Regions from separate parts of the Homo sapiens genome. Here region 2 is linked to region 1. A link is an interaction called in ENCODE POLR2A ChIA-PET data of the cell type or tissue named here. Cell type or tissue: OCI-LY7. All regions are shown on one strand. Each heading gives the region's core, and the rest is flanking DNA. Links, peaks and the distances in the headings are about the cores only.

Evidence for each region. Peaks named below come from ENCODE experiments on the same cell type or tissue, not always from the same donor. Only the 100,000 strongest peaks of a DNase experiment are listed, where the experiment ranks them.
Region 2: POLR2A ChIA-PET joins it to region 1 with 6 read pairs; 1 of 35 experiments calls an interaction of 5 or more read pairs at or near these places.

What each region holds. Positions count from the first base shown.
Region 1 is chr16:27,164,220-27,175,350 of GRCh38, forward strand. It overlaps LINC02129 (long intergenic non-protein coding RNA 2129), which reads right to left. Exons shown (of 4, transcript NR_170200.1): 2 at 7,611-7,760. Among named protein-coding and RNA genes, the nearest start is that of LINC02129, 6.8 kb to the right of the region's middle. In OCI-LY7, for the core only: CTCF peaks have their summits at 5,433, 5,633 and 9,478 (motif pointing right); a DNase peak (open chromatin) is centred at 5,472; H3K4me3 peaks cover 448 bases; H3K27ac peaks cover 2,007 bases.
Region 2 is chr16:26,640,040-26,651,170 of GRCh38, forward strand. No RefSeq gene overlaps it. Among named protein-coding and RNA genes, the nearest start is that of LINC02195, 50 kb to the left of the region's middle. In OCI-LY7, for the core only: CTCF peaks have their summits at 5,779 (motif pointing left) and 5,992; DNase peaks (open chromatin) are centred at 2,142, 3,252, 5,762, 9,802 and 2 weaker places; H3K4me3 peaks cover 427 bases; H3K27ac peaks cover 5,600 bases.

The DNA.
Region 1 (11,131 bases), core at 1,603-9,602:
TTTAGAGACAGGGTCTCTCTGTGTTGCCCAGGCTGATCCTGAACTCCTGGCCTCACATGATCCTCCCACCTCAGCCTCCTGCATAACTGGGATTTGAGGTATGAGCCACTGCACCCAGCCAGATTTTTTAAAATGTACTATGTCACAGTGGCCTCATATCAGAGCCACTTGGGCCCCATGTGTTCCAGTGTTTGCTGAAACTGCTCTTTCTGTCTTTAATTTCAGCTCTCTCCAACCCTGGAATGAGACAGCCTCCCACAGGGTGGAGCTGCCAGAAAGAGCTGAGTAGCCTCTTTGGCTTTAACTATAGAAATTTTCTTGATTATGGTAGACCCTTGGGGATATCTGTTCCAGCTCAGGATCAATTCTCCTTCCCTGGAAACTGCCAATGGGAGGGACCTTATCAGAAATATTTGCACTGTGTAATTCTACTCCCTGGACACAGTGATTAGACCAGGCATGGCCAACTGACCCAAATTGAGCCAACCAGATTTATTTCTCATAAGAATTTAGTGCTGAGGCCAAGATAAACGGGGCTAATTTCTGTAATGGTTGAAGCTTGTAGCCTTGGGGGCTGTGAAATATGGCCTCCATATGAACAGAAAATCTGAGAAAGTGTATCTGTGTGGATGGACAGAGAGAAACAGAGATGAGATGTAGAAAGCCAGACACAGTGGCATGCACCTGTAGTCACAGCTACTCAGGAGGCTGAAGCAAAAAGATTCCTTGAGCCCAAGAATTCAAGACCAGACTGGGCAACATAGCAAAAGCTGTCCCTCAAAAAAGAAAAAGAAATCTTGTGCTTCTTTTTTAAATTTATTTTCAACCTAAGAAAGATGAATGAAGAAACAGCAACAACCACAACCCCAAAAAAAGAGAGAGAAATGGCATGCTGATACCTTTCCACTTCCCAGCTCCAGGCCTTTCTTAAGACTTAGGGATATTCCTGCCTTAACTTTCGTGAGACACCTCCATATCCTAGTCAGAGTCGTTGGTTGCCAGCAACAGACTCCACTATGGCGGCTTTAGGTCACAAAGGCATTCATCAAAGGACATTCATCAAGTCTCCAGAAGAACCAGAGAATCAAGCTTGGACCCCACAAAGCCAGAAGTCCCCAAATTACACTGCAAGAATACTGCAACCAGGCCCCTACAGCTATCCTGCCCACTGCTAGTGCCAGGCCCCTCCTCACGCTGTTCCTGAGAACTGGGTCCTGTACTCCTGCTGCAAGGAAAGCTACAAAGCAGCACTCCTGACTTCTGACATGGAGAGGCAGAGCTCCTAAATAAAGAGACTTCTCATAGCTATTCAAAAGAAACCACACTGGCCAGAAGCAGCAATGCATGCCTATAGTCCCAGCTACTCGGGCAGCTGAGGCAGGAGGATCGCTAGAGCCCAGGAGTTCAAGTCTAGCCTGGGCAACATAGCAAGATCCCATTTCAAAAAAAAAAAGGAAGAAAGAAAAAAAGAAACAACATAACCACATTGCATTACAAATGTCTGCAACATCATTGTGGTAACTTCTGGCTGCAACAGAGTCTTATGATAAAACTCTGTGCCCCAGCTCTGATCACTGGAACAAGCTGGATAGGTCCATTTTCTTGCCAGGGTGAGACCAAGGAGGTGCCCAGAATGGAAAATTTAAGGAGGCCCTCACTCTCAGGCTCGTGAAAGTGCAGGGTCAGCTCCTGAGAGTGGGGTCTCCTTAAATGTTGTGCCCTGAATGCCTCACTTGCCTTATCCTCCTCCAGGCCCTGCTTCTTGCTGCTCCTAAAGGCCTTTGCTTTCTGGATATTTCTCAGTCCTCCTGCAAACGCAGATGGTAGGCCCACACCTACTAGTGTTCTGGGGATATCCCAACATGCCCATGTCCACTTAGAATCCACTGGAATTTCTGACACATTTGTTTGATGCACTAATTAGTTAATAATGGGCCAGACACAGTGGCTCACACCTGTAATCCCAGCACTTTGGGAGGCTGAGGCGGGAAGATCACTTAAGCCCAGGAGTTGGAGACAAACCTGGACAACATAGTGAGACCCGCATTGCTACCAAAAAGAATTTTTTAATTACCTGGGCATAGTAACTTGTAACCTTGGGAGCTCTGAAACATGGTCCCCACATGAACAGAAAATCTGAGAAAGCATATCTGTGTGGGTGGACAGAGAGAAACAGAGATAAGAGGTAGTAATGTGGGCAAGATGGCACATGCCTGTAGTCCCAGCTATTCAGGAGGCTGAGGTGGGAGGATCACTTGAGCCCAGGAGGTTGAGGCTACAGTGAGCTAAGATTGCACCACTGCACTCCAGCCTGGGTAACAGAGCAAGACCGTGTCTCTAAAAAAGATAAAAACAAAATAAAATAAAAAATTAACAATGTTAACAGAAAACACTTCTTGCACACTTACCTTGTGCCAAGCACGCAGGTGTTTCATCAACACCACAGCTCTAGGCAGTATTCACTACCATTATCTCTGTTTTCCACCTTCTGAGGCACAGACAGGTGAAGGGGCTTGCCAAGATCACACAGCAAGGAACAGAACCAGGATTTGGACCCAAATCTCCCCACTGCCCCTATGAAGCCCCTTCAAGGAAAGCAGCTGCCTGTCTTTGAAAGCCAAGGAAACAGTGGAAATGACAAGTGTTAACCCACTCGTGGCATGTTAGAATGACTGTGGAGCTATTGAATCCTCGGCCCTTAAATCCGCTAATTACAGTTACAATCAATGGCATTAGTGTAAGGGCTCATTCTATTACCAAGACGGTGACGCCGGAGCCCACCAAGCCCACCCACTCCACCAACCACAGGCTCTTGAAATGAGCTGAAATCTGCCTGCTTCTGACCGGTCATCTGGGGCCAGATTCAAGCCTCCAGGCTCAGCCTCTCTTTCCTCTCTGTGGCCTGGCCGGGAGGACAGGTTGTTTTCTTCAGAATCGCCACCCAGACCCAAAAGACAACGGGTTTCCAGAGGCCCCGCACAGCCTTGGCGATGGGAAGCAGATTTTTGCCATTTTCTTCTTTTAGCCAAGGGACATTTAATTAAGGCTCACAAAACCCGCCTAACATATGATCATAATTATATCAGCATATTGGGGCTGGGAAGCTTTAAAGCCCAGTTACAAGTTGGTCAAAGACAGGCATGCAGAGGCCTGGAGAGGGATGGGAGAGAGGGGAAAATGTACTCTCTGGTGACACCAAACCAAAACCAGTAAGGGAACGGTGAGTGGGATTTGCCTGTGGGATAAGGGAAGGGGAAAGGCAAAAGCTGGGCTCTGGGGCGTGTTTTGATATTGGAGAAACTCACACGTTTTACAGGATGCACTTCTGCTCAAAGCAACTGTTTAGGCAGGGAATGGTGGTGAATAAGGCATGAATGAGAGAGCCCAGTAATCGCTGATGATAGCAATGACGGAAAACACAAATCACAGTCCCTTTCATCAGCATGTTTTCATCTTTGGCATTTAACACTAGCCTAAAGCCCAGGAGAGACTCAGAAAGTGTTCGTGACTTGTGCAGGGTTGTATTGGTGCTGGTGAAAATATTGGTGATGGCGGCCAGGAACCATGGCACACACCTGTAATCCCAGCACTTTGGGAGGCCGAGGCGGGGAGCATCGCTTGAGGCCAGGAATTCGAGACCAGCCTGGGCAACATAGAGAGACCCCATCTCTACAAAAAAAAGTTTTTTAATTAGCTGGGGGAGTGTATATTCGGGGCAACTTGAATGTATGCTCCCAGGTTACAAAAATTAAAAAAAAATAAAAATTAGCCATGCATGGTCATCACACATGCCTGTTGCCTGGGTGTTTGAGGTTCTAGTAAGCTATGATCGTGCCACTGCACTCCAGCCTGGGCGACAGAGCAAGAACCTCTACCTTAAAAAAAGATAAAAAAGATAGTTGGGGGGACAACAGTGATGGCAAGCACAGTGGAATGATCGTGACAGGGCTGGGGGTGGTGAATGAAGTCGATCACTGAATGGTGATGTGAATGGTGATGTGAACAGGCTCATAGAGTCGGGTGGTGATGCTGACAGTGCAGGTGGAGATAGTGGCAGCAGAGAGGCAGTCATGGCAGGGGGATGGAAGGGTTGATGATGCTGATAGCGGTGGTGATGAGGGTGTCAGGAAGACGGTAGACATGGTGACATTGACAGTTTGGTGATGGCTCGGTGGTGGTGGTAGTGCCCAGGGTGATGGTTATTGTCATGGTCATAATAAAGGACGGTGGGCTGGTGATGGGCTGGTGGTGACATAATATGAAGAGGACAGTGGTGCATAGCGGCCCATGCTGAATGAGGATGGTGATAATAGGGTGGTGGTGATAGGGATGGTGACAATGGTAGGGGAAGAAAGATGAAGGAGGATGGAGAAGGGAGGGAGGGAAGAAGGATCCTGGAGCATCGGCGTCATCAGGCTATGGACAAGAGCTTAGTTCCATTTCTTACCCTTTGGTCACTAGAAGTCAAAAAGCTCATTGTCTGCCAGGACAGGGACCCTTCCCCTGCCACCACTTCGGCTGAAATGCACAATCCTGCCCTGCAACAACACCCTTCCTGGTGGGAAGATTGGCACAGACCGGGTTTCATGAATGCATACACACCCTCCCTCTCGCTATTGTCTAAACCATCAATTAAGTTCCCCGGGGAGTAAAGACAGCAGTACCGTGTGGTAGTTAAGAATCTGGGCTCTGGAGTCCTCTTCGATTTAAATTCTCAATTGTGCTGTGTGACCTTGGATGAGTTGCTTAACCTCTCTGAGCCTCAGTTCATATGTATAATGAAGCTCATAACAGCACCTGCCACCCAGGATTGTAGTGAGAAGGATGGGAGACGATGCTGCAAAACACGTGGCCCATCAGGAGTCATGGCTCAGTGCCCCATGGGGAGTCAATGATGTTGGTTACCATTGTTATCATCTACCACTGCTTTTGGAAAAGCAGGAGGGAGGCTGGGTGCGGTGGCTCATGCCTGTACTCCCAGCACTTTGGGACACTGAGATGGGTGGATCACCTGAGGTCAGGAGTTCGAGACCAGCCTGACCAATATGGTGAAACCCCATCTCTACTACAAATACAAAAATTAGCCGGGCATGGTGGCATGTGCCTGTAATCCCAGCTACTCTCTACTCAGGAAGCTGAGGTAGGAGAATCACTTGAACTCGGGAGGCAGAAGTTTCAGTGAGCTGAGATCATGCCACTGCACTCCAGCCTGGGCAACAGAGCGAGACTGTCTCAAAAAGAAAGGGAAGGGGAGGGGAGGGGAGGGGAGGGGAGGGAAGGGAAGGGAAGGGACGGGATGGGAAGGGAAGGGAAGGGGATACAATAGAATCTGATCTCCAGGATTCTGGGAGATGAGGGAGTTGGCATCAAAAGTCCCCTTTTCCCAGACTCTGCAAGCTCTTCAGTGCCATCTGTCTGTGCAAACACACTCAGCAGGTCACAAGAGGCAGGCTGCTTGCACAGCAGCCGCTGCAGAAGTTAGGCCGGAACCCCATCACAACGGGCATCAATGAGTCAAGCTGGTTTGCCTCTGGCTGGAAACAGTAGGGACAGGCTCTCCACTAGAGCAGTCTGGTGGTGTAATTTAAGTGCCCCGCTTGCATACATAGTCTCCAAATCTGATCATAGCCCTCTGGAAGTTCTGTGATCTATTGAATCATGTCGTATTCTTCCTGTACTTAAGCTTGCTGGTGTGGTTTCTGTGGTTTGCAACAAAGAATCTTGAGTGATAAAGCTGAGTTCTAGCCTGACTGATAAAGCTGAGTTCTGGCCAGGCATGGTGGCTCATGCCTGTAATCTCAGCATTTGGGAAGTCTAAGGCAGGAGGTATTGCTTGAGGCCAGTAGTTCAAGACCAGGCTGGGCAACATAGCAAGATTCTGTCTCCACAAATAAAAAAAACACAAAAATTGGCCAGGCACGGTGGTGCATGCCAGTAGTCCCAGCGACTTGGGAAGCAGAGGTGGGAAGATCACTTGAGCCTAGGAGAGCAAGGCTGTGGTGAGCTATGATCACACCACTGCGCTCCAGCCTGGGCAACAGAGTGAGATTTTGTCCACCCCAACCAAAAAAAAAAAAAAAGGCTGAGTTCTAGGGCTTCTAGTCTGTCTCCCTTGATCAGAAACTGTCCTTGTTCAAGCTGCAGTTTCATTTAGCCCTAAACCCTCTGCAAGGGGGTGGCACTGTCTGGAGAGCCTTGGTAGGCCAAGCCCCAGAGGACTGGGCAGTAGTTACTGCTTCATTCATTTTCAATCAACCAAAATGTATGGAAAGCCTGTTACGCTTCAAGTACCCCACAGTCCACTGGAAAAGTGTCACTATGGCATTCGTGTATGGTGCATGCTGTGACAGGAGCCACAGAAAGAATAGTGATAATGTGATAATGTCACCTGACACTTATTTAGTTCCTCCCATGTAATTCTAAGTACATTTGACTCTTAAACAATGCAGGTGTTGGGACACAAAATCCCCACACAGTTGAAGTCTTAGTATAACTTTTTTTCCCCAGAAATGGTGTCTCACTCTATCACCGAGGCTGGAGTGCAGTGGCACAATCCCAGCTTACTACAGCCTCCAATTCCTGGGCTCAAGGAATCCTCTAGTCTCAGCCTCCCAAGTAGCTGGAATTACAGGCTGATACCACCAACCCCGGCTAATTCTTTTTACTTTTTGTAGAGACAGGGTCTCACTTAGTTGTCCAGGTCAGTCTCAAACTCCTAGGCTCACGCACTCCTCCTACCTCAGCCTCCCAAAGTGCTGGGATTACAGCTATGAGCCACCACACCCAGCCTCAACTGTACTTTAATTCACTTAATTTCCACTATACTTAATTCCCACTTCATTATGAGATAAACAATATTATTATTCTCATTTTACAGATGAGGAAATTGAGGCAGAGGGAGGTTAAGCTACTTTCCCAAAGTCTCATGGCTTATTTGTGATAGGCCAAGATTGAGGCCAAGCAGTCTAACTGGGTTCAGCTCTTAACCACTCAAGTATACTGTTTCTCTAAGGCTATTTAGTGGCACGTAATAGAGGCACCTAACCTGGTCTTGGGGGACAGAGGAGCAAGGGAAGTTTGCCTGGAAGCACTGTTGTCTACCTTAAGGCCTAAAAGATCAGTAAGAGACAATGAGGTGAAGAGATGGGAAAAGAATGATCTTGGCAGAGGGAACAGGATGTACAAAGGCCTGGAGGTGAGAGAAAGCTACAGCTAGCACCACTCATTTTTCTGAGCTGTTTCAAATATGAAAGTTTATGGAGAGTATAAAAATATAAGCTGGGTATGGTGACATGCACCTGTAGTTCCAACTACTCAGAAGGCTAAGGCTGGGAGATCGCCTGAGCCCAGGAGTTCAAGGTCAGCCTGGGCAACGTAGTGAGACCTCATCTCAAAAAAAAAAAAAAAAGAAAGAAAGAAAGAAAGAAAAAAGAAAAAGAAAAATATAGATCACAAGGGAAGCTGTCTTTTCTTTTTTGCTTACTATGTGTGTATTAGTCAGGATAAGTAATACTAGCTGCTGTAACAAACAAACTTACTATGTGCATATTAGTGAGGATAAGTAATACTAGCTGCTGTAACAAACAAATCACAAAATGTCAAAGATTTACGTGCTAACTGTTGATTTCTCCCTTATGAAGAGTCCCACGTGGAGATTCCCAGCAGCCATCCATGTTGAGCTTCCGATGCTGCTACTCACAAACCAGGCTCCTTCTATCTGTGGATCTGCCATCTTTGAGGGCAAGCATCAGCAAACTGTTCTATAAAGAGCCAGATAATAGAAGTTTTTGCCTTTGTAGGTCACAGGGTCTCTGACACAGTGAGTGTACTCTGCCCTTACGGCACAAATGCACCAACAGGGAATACACAAATGAATGGATGTGGCTGTGTTCCAGTAGAACTTTACTTATGAAATCAGACCACAGGCAGAATCTAGCTCATGCACCATAGTGTGCCAACCCTGTCTTGGGTATTAGAGTCTTCTGCCGAATCCTCACATCCAGCCAGCAGTCAGGGGAAGAGTAGAAGGGGACTCGTGGGGAAGGTTTCAGTAGATCAAGTCTGGAAGTAATGACATTACTCACGCCTGCATTCTGCTGGCCAGAACTTGGTCACATAGCCACATATGACAGCAACGTGGGCTGGAAAATATAGATTATGTACCCAGGAGGAAAAGGAAAGGGACTTTGGTGAATGCACAGGAGTCCCTGCCATGCACACTTTATGTATTAATACATCCTCTCACTCACTAAGAGATAGGAAGGAAGAAGTTATAAGTGGCCCCATTATACAGGTGAGCATATTGAGGCTTGAGGAGGCCTAGAGACTAGCTGGGGTCACAGAGTCAGTGGAAATGTCTGTCTATAATTAACCTCCACAAGCAGAGTCTTGAGGGTGAAGATAAAAAGGCACGTAACTCGGGCTGGGCACAGTGGCTCACCCCTGTAATCCCAGCACTTTGAGAGGCCGAGGCAGGTGGATCACGAGGTCAGGAGTTCAAGACCAGCCTGGCCAATATGGTGAAACCCTGTCTCTACTAAAAATACAAAAATTAGCTGGGCATGGTGGTGCGTGCCTGCAGTCCCAGGTACTTGGGAGGCTGGGGCAGAAGAATCACTTGAACCTGGGAGTCAGAGGCTGCAGTGAGCCGAGATCACACCACTGTACCCCAGCCTGGCTGACAGTGACAAAGCAAGGCTCTGTCTCAAAAAAAAAAAAAAAAATGGCAAGTAACTCAATCTTAGGGGAGGGGAACTCCACAAAGGACCATGAGTTTGGGCTAAAACCTGCCTAAGCCACAAACCTAGGTGCTGTGCTGATTTTTCCCTGTCCCTCACCTAATACAGCTTGTAAATCCAGGCAAGAGGGTCCCCACACCTTGGAGGACACTGGGCGGCTCCCCCCAGACCCCCACATCCTAGCACAGAACCCAGGGAAGTCAGAAAAGACCTGATGCAAACCTGGCCTTTCAGGTCACTATGAAGAGAGATTTCTCAGGGCAGGAGGACAGAACGGATTTCATGTCATAGTGTTGTTAGCTTGATATATAACTTGTAAATATTGCACACAGGGTATGTGAACCTCCATTTACACACAAGCCTCAACCTGCCAAGAGTGGGGTTGAGGGTTGCTCTTGGTGCCCCCAGGCACAAGGCAGTGACCCTGAAGCCAGACCACCTGGATCTGAACCTCAGCTCTGCCACTGCCCAGCTGTGGGCTCTCGAGTAATTTACTTAGCCCTTTTGTCTCAGTTTCCCCATGTTAAAATGGAGATAATAACAGTTCTAACCTCATAGGGTTGTGGTGGGGATTTAACTGAGTTAAAATTTGAAAAGCGACCCGGCATGGTGGCTCATGCCTGTAATCGCAGCACTTTGGGAGGCCAAGGTGAGAGAATCACTTGAGCTTAGGAGTTCAAGACCAGCCTGGGCAACACGGCAAGACCCCTGTCTCTATAAAATATTAAAAAATTAGCCAGGTGGTGGCGCACCCTGTAGTCCCAGCTACTAGGAGGCTGAGGATGGAGGATTGCTTGAGCCCAGGAGTTTCTTCAATCTGGCAGACAGAGCAAGACCTTGTCCTAACAAAATAATAATAATTTGAAAAGCACTTAGAATTGTGCCTGGCATGAGTAAAGGTTCTGTTAAATAAATAAATTGCCCCCTGCCCAGCCCGCTGCTGCAGATCCCAGCCTCTCCGTTCATCTGGAGGGCAACATCAAGTGAGTAACCAATGTCATCAGCTTGTGGCATTTCTTCTCTCTCTGAAAGTCATAGCCCTGAGGTGGCAGTTACTGTCTCTTGCTGGTCCTGCAAAGCAACCTGTTCAAATGCCAACTGCCACATGTCACCTTAGCTGGCAGAAGTTGTTCCACCTGGTAATAGCCCAGAAATTATGATGCTTTGCTGTTCTACACGAAAGTACAGGCTGGGGCTATTTGTAAGCTTTGGCACCTGCCACTCTAGGCAAAGCAGATGGCAGAGATAAAAATCCAGGGCCAGGCAGGCTGATAAAGAGCTGGCCTTCATTACACAGGATGCGGTTGAAATGCATCAGCTCTTTCCTGCCTGCAGACGGATCCACCTGCCCTCCCGCGCCTGGCTGAGGAGGGGCGCAACGGATGGAGTATATTATCTCTTCTGTCTCATTCAGCTTCTGGTGAATGGAAAGAGATGGGCAGGAGGCGACCCAGGAAGGGGCTCAAGGTCAACCTCAGCCTCAGTCCAACCCTAAAATCCTCCCCCAGATTCCAGACCCTGGACCCCATCACTCCTCAAGTAAGGAGGAGATATTAATTGGTCCATTCTGGTTGAAGGTCAATGTCATAGATCAGGTGGTTCTCAGGCAGGGCTGCATATTAAAATGACCTGGGAGATTTTTATAAAGTGCTTGTGTTCTGACCTTACTCCATGAAAGTGAATCAGACCCTCTTAGGGTGGGGACCTGACATTGGTCATTTTTAAAATCTCACCAGGTGATTCAAATGCGCAGTCACGGGTGAAAGCCTTGGACCTAGATTTTAATTCTGATTAAACCTTCACTATCATATACCTGCTCTGGCCAGGCTGTGGTATTTTATTTCATCCTCACAGATAATCTGACAAGATGGGTCTTATCATCTTGGTATTACAATAAACCAAGGCTCAGAAGAGAAGCGATTCAGCAGATGCACCTGAGAGCAAGCGCTTAACTGGAGCAATACCCTGAGAATGACGCTATGGTCTAAGAAGAATGTGTGTTCAGAGTTCCACGCTAAGGAATCTGGGAGTGGCCAACGTGCAGATTCATTCCTTATCTACGAGGAACATCTGAAACCCAGCCCATCCCATGAAACATAGGCCATACAGGGGATGGAGGCTCTTTGTTTTGGGTTAAATGAAGGTTGTCAGGAGGAGGCTGTTAGGGGTGCTAGTGCACTAAGTGAAATTGCTAGAGTGCTAAGTGGAAATACTATATAATCTGCAAGCTTTTTACAAATGGTAGTGGTTCTCCTGTCTAGCCCGCCACTACTGGACTGCCCAGTATGTAAGTCCCCTTAATAAACCCTATATCTTGTTTGCTGGTTCCAGTTCTCTTCTTCAGCCTCTTTTTATTTTATTTTATTTTTTTGAGACGGAATCTCACTCTGTCG
Region 2 (11,131 bases), core at 1,815-9,814, 520 kb before region 1:
AGACATTATTATGTGTCAGGCATCAAAAAGCATTTTACAGGCATAAGCTCCTTTCATCATCCCCATTTTACAGATGAGAAAAGTCAGATGCAGACACATAAATGGTGGAGCTCAGGTTTTAGTGGTGCGTCCAGAGCCTGAACTCCTAACCTCTGTGCGTTGCTGCTCTCTCAGCTATCTACTGAGCACCTTTTCTTGGAGTGCCTCATGAAGGGCTTAGAAAGCAGAAGCAGTCCCTCCTTCAAGAAAGTCATAGATTGACGGGGAAGGTAGACATGTGAACAATTTACCGTACAATGTGTTGTTATCTAACAGCAAATAATTGTGCCTAGTCCTGCAAGGAAGGAGGAATTATGGGCTGAAGGATAAAGGAAGGATTCACAAAGAAAGTGACTTTGAGCTGGGTCTTGCAGTGTGAACAGCAGTTCGCCATCTTACCTAGAGGAAAAAGAAGCTCAGAGGCATGAAAGTGGTTGATGGACCTGAGAAACAGCAGTTTGCTGTAGCTGAAACAGGGGTGTGTGTTTGGAGAGATGGGCGGCGGAGGCAGATGAAGCTGGGAGGATAAGTTTGTGCAGATGATGAGATACCAGAAGTGCTTTGGTCAAGAGATGAGATTTTATCCTCTACACCAGAACTTGCAAGCTGGTGGTCCCAGAGGCCCAGATTTGGCCCACAGACAAGTTTTGTTTGGCCCATTTGTGTTTAAAATTATTTTTTTAATTTGTGTTTAAAATTAATTGGTCTAAGTTAAGATATCAGGACTGTATCATGATGTCAACAAAATTTTGTTCCAACTCAATCTGATTTCCTCTGATTGAAGTCTAGTGACAATTTGTAGCAATTTGTCATCCCTCAATTATTAGAAAAGGGAAAGAAGAAAACACAAGAAAGGTAGGGAGGGAGGTGAAGATGTAAAAGAGAATAAAGACTGGATATATTCCTCCCCCTCCCCATCTACCTACCCATGAAAAATTATTTTAATTAACTACCAATATTTGTAAGTGACAAGAACCTTACATAACCATCTGAATGTCAGTTCTCATTTGAAAAATTCAAAATCTGGCAGCACCGGGCCCTTATTTATTCACTGCTACTGACTGGGGCTGCAGAACGTGTGTCCTTTTAGACCCATCTTGCATTCTTCTGTTGACACAGCCCCCACTCTGCCCACTGCACCCACTTTTCACTTCTGGCCTAGTGCCTGTGGACATCTGAGTTCTTACCCCCTTTGGATGGGTCCATCTTGGAGGTTAGGCAGATGAGTAATGTGCTCAGGTCTGAATGGGTCCAGGCTATTTTGGCTGGAGTGCAGAGGACAGAACAAAAGGAGAAGAACCAGACACAGAGAAACCAGTTTCAAGACTGTCCAGGTAATGTGACTAGAGATGCAAGGGTAATGAATATGGGTGTGGGCATCTTCACAAGGTTTGTTTCCTTAACGTTGCAATCTCTCCTTCTTAGTAAAGCCTTCTTTACTGCCCTATTTAAAGTTACACCCCCATCCTCCATCTCCCTCCCCTGCCTCATTCTTCTGCATTATACGAATCCTTCCCCAACATTCTGGATGCTTTACATATTCATCTTTTCATTATCTGTCTCCTCCAACTAGAACGGAAGCTCCAGGTGGCCAGGAATTTTGTTTGTTTGATGCCCTGCTGTATTCCCAGTGCCCAGCACAGAATGTTTTTAACAAAGAAATGTTTGTTTTAGGTTTAAAAATGATGTTTTAAGTTATTTTTAAATATATACCATCTCAATACAGGAGGAAGATGGGCTATGTTTTTCTAGCCCGCCAGCACAGCCCAGAGGACCTCCAGGACTGTTCCGATCCCAGTCTAAGAAATTCGTCTCGGCCAAGCGCAGTGGCTCATGCCTGTCATCCCAGCACTTTGAGAGGCTGAGGCGGGAGGATTGCTTGAGCCCAGGAGTTCAAAACCAGCCTGGGTAACATAATGAGACTTCTTCTCTACAAAATCATAAAAATAAAAATAAATTAACCAGGCATAGTGGTGCGCACCTGCAGCCCCAGCTACTCAGTAGATTGAGGTGGGAGGATCGCTTGAGCCTGAGAGGTTGAGGCTGCAGTGAGCTATGATTGCGCTGCTGCACTGCAGCCTGGGCAACCAAGCAAGACCTTGTCTCAAAAACAAACAAACCAAAACAGGAAGTTCATGTCCACACTAGCCATGCAGTGGCAGGGGTAGACATGCCACCTCTTGGAAGCCAAGTCCCCCAAGGCTGGGGTATGTCCAGGACTTGCTCACACCTCCACATCCACAGCTCTCTGGACATGGACACTAGACCCTCCGGAGCCCCAGCACCCTGGGACCCATACAGCCTTTGAAAGGAGGGCTCAGATTAAGTGTCCTTTATCTCCATTGTGATTTCTCCCCTGTTTTTCTCTGAACAAGTGGCAAGGCTCTCAGAGCCTCCCTTTGATGCTTAATTGCTTAATTATCAGCTTACTCCACTAACTCTAAAAAAGGGAATTGAACCACTTTAAAAAGGGAGGTGGGGTTGGAGGCTGCCCAGGGAGTGCGGCTCCCCTCTGTGTCTGCAACAGTTAACTCCAGAGAGGGTAGGAGGGCTTCTTACAACTTGGGTTCAGGGGCCTGTCCCCTCCTGCCACTACTATCATCACCCTTTCTGTCCCTCTTCATCAAGATGAATGCTTGGAGATGAGTGTGAGGATATCTGAGCCCCCAGGGCCACTATCCAGCTTACCCTTTTTTTTATTTTTATTTTTTATTTTTTTATTTTTTTTGAGACAGGGTCTCTCTCTCTCTCTGCCACCCAGGCTGGAGTGCAGTGGCACAATCTTGGCTCACTGCAGCCTCAACCTCCCCAGGCTCAGGTGATCCTCCCACCTCAGCCTCCTGAGTAGCTGGGACTGCAGGCACACACCACCACACCTGGCTAACACATTTTTTGTAGAGACAGGGTCTCACCACGCTGTCCAGGCTGGTCTTAAACTGGGCTTAAGCGATCTGCCCACTTTGACCTCCCAAAGTGCTTTTTCCTCTGAAAGCATCTAAATCTTTTCAAATTTCAATTATTTTTATGCTGCTGACATTTGTTCCTCCATTCTATCTTCCTTTCATTTATTCATTGACACAGTTTACATGCCAGGGTCAAATGAGGCACTCAGGACCAAAGAATAAAAAGATGGATCTGAAAACAGCTGCCATTCAAATGCCCTGATAGTCTGGGCAGGATGTGGGGAGGGGTTAATCCTACTGAGCTGAGAGTGGGGATCTGTGTTTGGGGGATCAGAACCACCTTCAGGAGGAAGTGACATTTCATAGGTCCAAGAAGCATAGGTGGGTGCTCAAGATGTCAGCAGATTTCACCTTCTCTTCTCTTTCATCTCTTCCCTGCCCCTCCTCTCTTTCCTTCTATCCTCCTCCTCCTCTTCTTCCCTCCACCCTCTGCTGCTCTTTCACTCTCTTAGACACACATACACACACACACACACACACACACATCTTCCTCAATTTGTGAATAAAATAGTTTCACAAACACACAGACGATCTCACTATACCCACCTCTGCTGTCTCCAGTTGGTGTCTCAGAAGCAGACTCTGAGTCAAGTTCTTGAGTGCAGGCAGTTTATTTGGGAGATGATCCCAGGAAGCCTGATGAGGGAGTGGAGAAGTGAGTCAGGGAAGAGAAAAGCCAACAGAGTGTGTGCTAATAAGTGCACTGTTGCTGTGGGCAGCTGAAGCTTAGTGCTGCTGGGATCCTCTGAGACAGTGTGGGACGTGCTTCAGAATTGTCCCAAGGAGGGAGAAGAAGGCTGCAGCGTTTATGCACCAATTCCAGGGTGGAGGATCCCTCCTGTGGGCTTACCCTGTTGGTGCTTCTGGTCTGACCCCACATATGCATGAAAACCCCCTCAGGGAAATGGCTAAGGGAGAGATGTGCTGGGCACCAGGGACTGCTACAGGGAGGAACTCTGTGCAGGTTACAGTCTAGGGTGGGCTGAGGGACTGTGCTGGGAGAACTAGCAATATCTGCTTCATGTACACATTCCATATTCTTCTCCCTTCCTCCCTCCTTCTCCCTTTCTCTCTCGCTGTCATACACACTTACACACATGCACACAAGCACACGCTAAGGTGATCAGTCACATAGATATAAAATAACACAGAAGCTCCCAGAGAAGATGGGTGGTCCCATCTCAGAGACCTTTGTCTTCTACCAGCTTACTTGACTGTAATTCCTCCCATCTTTAGGATACTGGTATAGTGGATCCAGTTTCTCAGCACACAAATGTGCTCATACACATTCTATCTCGACCTAGTTCAACAGGGCTTTGTTTTTTCTTTTTATTAAAAAGAATTACCCCTGAGATGAGGTCCAGAAAGGAGCTACATCCCACACAGATGCAGAAGAGACCTACAAGAATTTCCCTCCCAGTGCAGCAGAGTCGAGGCTCAGATGGGTTCCTCTCACTCCCATCCCCCTTGGGCTACAGGGAGCAAGGCCTGTACACAGAACATAGCATGCAGGCCTCTCTATAACCCACAGATTTTTCTTTCTTTCTCAGGTCCCACAAGATCAACAAAATCTAAAAAGATCCAATAAACAAATACTTTCAATGGCATTATCATTATTATTATTATTGTTTATTTTTTTGAGACAGAGTCTCACTCTGTTGGCCAGGCTGGAGTGCAGTGGCGTGATCTCAGCTCACTGCAACCTCCATTTCCCAGGCTCAGGCAGTTCTCCTGCCTCAGCCTCCCAACTAGCTTGGATTACAGGCATGTGCCACCACACCTGGCTAATTTTTGTGTTTTTAATACAGACGGGGTTTCACCATGCTGGCCAGACGGGTCTCAAACTTATGACCTCAGGTAACCCACCCGCCTCGGCCTCCCAAAGTGCTGGGATTACAGGCGTGAACCACCGCGCCTGGCCTAATGGCATTATTTTTAATGGCAAAAAACCACAATTACTTTTGCACCAATCTCGTAAATGTTTCTACCAGTCACCCTACCAGAGCATTTACTGCAGTATCTCGAACCACTTGGTAGGGGTCCCACTGAGAATGACTTGACTGGCCACTACCATGCTGCCCTAGGTAGTTTGCTACAGTAAGGACCCCAGCGCATCATGCATCCATTACTCTGTGTGTGCCTCTCCTCATTGACTCTGGGCTTGGCTTTGTGACTTGCTTTGGCCAATGGTACATGTACAAACCTGGTGCCAGCAGAAGTGTAATGAGTACTTGTGCACTGAGGCTTCCTCTCTGAGACCACTGATGAGGGAGCTGGTCTACAGTAAACCACGTGAGAGGCCACATGCAGAACCAAGATGCCTCAGCCAACAGCTGACACCAGCTGCCAGACATGTGACTGGCAAATTCAAAGCCTTTGAATTCATGAAAGAGGAAGATTTTTCTCGTACAATCTTAGGAGGTAGGGAAAGTGCCCAGCAGAGAGCTCCTTCAACACGGAAAACAGGTAGCCCTGGCCACGTGGAGCTGGAGAGGGGAGATGCAGACAGAGCTAGGAGTGGCCAGAAGCCAGAAAAAGTTGAGTCTGGCAAATCTCTCGGCCACCTTGACTAGAGTTCTGGAGTTCATATGGAAACATGGATATTTTATAGAGTCATGTATTTTCCTTGTTTATTTCCCCAGCTTCTCACACATTTTCAGCGATGCTCTTTGTGGAAATGTCAGCCTCTCAGCTCTGCTCAAGAAAACCCAGGAACAGAGAGAGCCGGCTCAGATCTGCGCCAAGTGTTTGAGAGGCAGCAGCGCCCCCAAGGGGCCAGCAAGGTGGGGCAGCGGCGGGAGTGCTGAGCTCCGGAGGGGAGCTCTCCTTTCTTCAACAGGCATTTATTGAGCACCTGCTGTATGTGGTCCAGGCAGCAGCGGGAGAAGGGGAAAGTGGAAAACCAGACAAGGCCGTATAATGAGGGACTTAGGACTTCTGGAATTTTAATGAGCTGGTTTGCCCCTTTATTTCCTTTCAGACTTCCTGTTGATTCAAGTCATCAAAATGAAAGAATGCCAGCGTCCAAACACACATCTGGAAACAGAGCAATAAGGTTTTTAATATTTTGTTTCCTAATACAGAAACTCCTTTGAGATGCTATCAAATAAGGTGGGCATAACACATTCATTTGATTTCTTTTCCCTGCAAACGGGATCATTAAGGCATCCAAATTAACTGGGTGTAATCATGAATTAAATCGAGCTCTTTTATTAGGGAAACTTAGAGGCATCTTTCATCTTAATATCCTGACAGGATTCTCCTGACTTGAAGGTATGATTAGGGGAAAGGTGGCAAAAAAAAAGGAAAATAAAATAAAATAAAGAAGAAAAAACCCTCTGCAGCTCAACCATGAGTGGAATTGGTAATAAAACACTAGTTCCCCAGTGAACTCACCACCTTTCCACTCCTCCTCAACTGGGTTCATTATTTTATTTCTCTACTTGATAGGTTGAAAAATTGCCTGCAAACTGGTTAATTAGGACTAACAGTGCTTAGTAACTGGGGAGACAATTGCAGTTTGAGAAATTAATGCTCATGATTCATCTATTAAAGTGCATCTAGACACATGGTTTGCCTCATGGTAGTGTCAATCCAGCCATCTGTGCCTGTGGCCAGGGTAACTGAGCACTTCTCAGTCTGAGTTTGGGTGTAGTGGTGGTAAGAAACAGAATCCACTTTGCAAAAAAAGGGGGGGAGTTTCTTATAAGGACACAAAGGTAATTCCATATGGGACATCTGGGGATGGAATATGCTATGGACTGAATGTTTGTGACTGCCCCCTGCCAGCCCTCCACTAAGTTCACGTGTTCAAGCCTAACCTCTAATGTGATGGTATTAGGTTGGTGCAAAAGTAATAGCGGTTTTTGCCATTACCTTTAATGGCAAATTAAATGGCCATTGCTTTTAATGGCAAAAACTCCAATTACATTTGAACCAATCTAATATTAGGAGGTGGGGCCTTTGGGATGTAATTAGGATTAAATGCAGTCACGAAGATGGAACCCTCATGAAGAGGAGCAGTGGCCTTATAGAAGGGAATCCAGCGACCCCCACCCCCCGCCTTGCTTCGTCCCCCATGTAAGGACACAACAACAAAAAACCCAGCCAAATATGAACCAGGAAGCAGGCTGTCACCAGACACCAAACCTGTCAATGCTTTGATCTTGGATTTCCCAGCCTCCAGGACTGTGAGAAATACATTTCTGTTGTTTGTAAGCCAACCAGTCTATGGTATTTCATTATGGCAACTCAAACAGACTAAGACAGTATAAAACTAAGAAAGGGAGACGCTATGGGAGTTTCTTTATCACTCCTTTCCTCCCTCCCCTCTCTCCTTCGCTAGCCTCCCTATATGACCATGGTTTTCTAATTTCTGTTTTGCCCTGGGTACCAGCTCCATTTCCTTCTCTGCATAAAACCATCCTCCACTTAGTAATGGTGATGTGGACTACTCACCACACATTCATTCTTCTTCCAGATGTTTGGGGATCCTCTCCTTCCCTTTTGTCAGTTCATATGATTTGGTTAAAGTCCCATTGACCTACAGTTAATAAGATGCAGAGAGGCTTTTGCTGGGGTATTTTGGAAAGCCTCGCTTTACTAAGGAGATTTCAAGATAAGGGAGATAGGTCTGGGGGCTGCTGGAGTCATCTTCCAATGACCAAGACAAATCCTGTTTGAGAATAAAGCCAGCACATGGAGTAGGACAGGGAAATAGATTGCACGACATCATTTGAGCCCCTGTATCAAGTGACACCTGATGCTTACATTAGCCTGGATTTTACAGTTGCCTGAGCCAGTAAATCCCCTTTTTTGTGTATAAGCTAATTTGTTTTTAATTTTCTGTCACTTACGGTAGAAAGAATTCCTACTGAAACCCATGACTTCCTTTTGAATTGCAAAGTCCCCAGGTCTGAACTGACTCCGTATGGCCTTCCAGTCCAAGCACCACCACCTGATTATAGTTTCTGTATATATTACTTCATAGTCTCCAGAGGGACCCTCATTCAATCATCCCAGTCAAGGATTAAATCTCATGATTCACCAGTGCTCTAATCAGCTACAGCCAGGAGGATGAGGTGACAGAGTATAAACACAGTCGTGGTCCAGCAGGAACTGCAGGAGAAGGACAATACAAAAGAAGAGTCCAAATTGTGACCACTACATCCTTATTGGGTCCACTCAGCCCACTGAACGGGCACATGGAAATCCCTCTGAAATTCACAGCATCCAGGTATCTCAGCTGCTATGGCCCATTAGGTTGCATTAGCAACACTTAGTGTTTGCCAGGACTTGAGTTGGTGCCATGGAGCTCCCACTATGCAAAGAGGAGGCATCTTTGATTCTGCTTAGAGACTTTCATGTATCTGAAGAAACTATCACCCATTAGCATCTTTCTGTCTGATGCTGAAAAATGTCAACTCTAGGAAATGGCTGGCTAGCACACAAATTCCAGTCATTGCCCATGAAACTCTGGCTAGGGATTAGCAAGAAGAACAACCTAAAGTTCCCATTCACATCTGTGCATGGAGACAAGGAAGCACTGGTTCATTAATATGTGTACTTAGCAGATGTTTTCTGGGTCCTGGCATCTAAGACATAATTTAAAAAAAAAAACAACTGGGATGTTTTTAAGTGTCTTGATTTAGCAGGACTTGGGTGTTCAAAAGCAAGTGACATAAGATCTCTGAGCTTTAACTCTTCATCTTGAAAAGGGGAGGTGGTAATCCCTCCTTTATCTGCCTCAAAATGATGCTCATGCTCGTTTCCAGGAAGACTGGGCTGCCACAGCTCTCTTTGTTATCAGAAGGTGGATTCTGAGGACGGTGCCTCTAGCATCAGCAGCAGAAGCACACAGATCCCATGCCAATGTGAGCTGCAGTGGATTTATTGACCCCACCCAGAGGAGGTGCTATCTATGCCCCTCTTTGTGTGCCGTCTGCCTCCTGGGGTCCCCAGCTGTTAAGCAGGCCAACAACTGCCCACCTCAGTCTCCAGTAGAAAACATGAAGACTCCCCTCTCCTCTGGTAGTGTCAATCTAGCCATAAGCATTTAGGCTTATGCCTTATGCTGTATTAGGCTTATGCCTAGCCTTCTGCACCATCCACCATAGGACTTGCTATAGCACAAACAGGAGGTGTAAACAACAGGAGTGGTTGAAAGGAGTCAGTAGACAGTAGACAGTGGCCCAGCCTTCTCAAGCCCCATTGGTGTGATGCTGAGGTAGTTCTTCAGAGACACCCCAGCAGGATTGAACCCCAAGTGCTTGCAGCAGTGACCTGCTCATGAATGGCAACACTTATTGGATTTCCTTCCTTCCCTGTCTCACCTTCACCATTCCCCAACTTGGGCTCCCTGGGATCACCTTGTGGAAAAACTACCTACATCCAAGTCCTGGTCTCAGGGTGTATGCTAGAGGAACCCAAACCAAACCACCTGCCCAGCCCTGACTCCTTTCACAAGCATCTTGTCTACAGTCCAGACTCATTTTTTGGAGTGTAATTCATTCCTGGAATTAAACAAGTGTGATCTGAATTTTTGGGTATCCTTCCAGGGATATTTTAAGCATTTACAAGCAAATGTGGATATAAAATTCATACACAAGCAAGATTCTGTCTTTTATACCAAGACTTTGGATTTCTTCCTGTATTCTTCCATGCTTCTCCTCCATTCCCACAATCTAACTTTCTATCGGGTCTTACCTAACTGCAGTGAAAAGGTGCTATGAAGCAGGAGATGCCAGGTGCAACACGAAACAAGGGCAATTAACCCACACAGGGGAAAGGAGAAGTCAGAGAAGGCTTCCTACAGGATGTGCTATTTGTTTTGAAACCTGAGGATTAAGTGGAAGCTAATCAGGTAAACCACACAGTATATGCAATGGCCTGGAAGCCTAAAAAAGATTGGCTTGTTCAAAGAATTGCAAGTGATCTGTTCAAAAGCAGCCAGGGGCCAGGCACGGTGGTTCATGCCTATAATCCCAGCACTTCGGGAGGCCGAGGTGGGCAGATCACAAGGTCAAGAGATCGAGACCATCCTGGCCAACATGGTGAAACCCCATCTCTACTAAAAATACAAAAAAAAAAAAAAAAAAATTAGCCAGGCCTGGGGGCATGTGCCTTCAGTCCCAGCTACTTGGGAGGCTGAGGCAGGAGAATCACTTGAACCAGGAGGCAGAGGTTGCAGTGAGCTGAGATCATGCCACCGCACTCCAGCCTGGTGACAGAACAAGATTCTGCCTCAAAAAAAAAAAATAAAATAAAATTAAGCGGGCGTAGTGGCACACACCCGTAGTCCCAGCTACTTGGGAGGCTGAGGCAGGAGAATCGCTTGAACCTGGGAGGCAGAGGTTCCAGTGAGCCCAAATCATGCCACTGCACTCCAGCCTGGGCAACAGACCAAGATTGTGTCTCAAAAAAAGAAAAAAAAAAAAGAAAAAAAAAGCAGGCTAGAATGTAAGGATAGGAATGGGAACAGCCAAGACTGAGAGACAGCCCAAACCTTTTCATTCTTTCCCACTCTGGCCTGTTTTTCTCTCCAGCCACATCTTCTACTCCAGGACATGTGTTGGAATGCATTGTTTGTTTGTTTGGACGTGTGTTGGAATGCATTGTTTGTTTGTTTATTTGTTTGTTTGTTTGTTTTGAGATAGAGTCTCACTCTGTTGCCCAGGTTGGAGTGCAGTGGTGTGATCTCGGCTTACTGCAACCTCTGCCTCCTGGGTTCAAGCAATTCTCCTGTCTCAGCCTCCCGAGTAGCTGGGACTACAGGAGCCTGCCACCACAACTGACTAATTTTTACTAGGGACAGAGTATCGCCATGGTGGCCAGGCTGGTCTCAAACTTCTGATCTCAGGTGATCCACCTGCCTTGGCCTCCCAAAGTGCTGGGATTACAGGCATGAGCCACCGCACCCAGCCCCTTCTTACATGTTGATCCCCATTTCTCCTAAAACCCAACCAAGTTTACTTGGGAAATCCTTCCAAGTCTGGCATAAATGGTGCCCACCATGAGAATCTTCCTGGTCTTCAAAGAAGTTGTGGTTTGAATGCATCCTCCATCCCTGCATCAATCAGCTTAGGTGTATCACCCTGTCAGAGCTCCTTAAGAGCCAAGGGCACATAGTA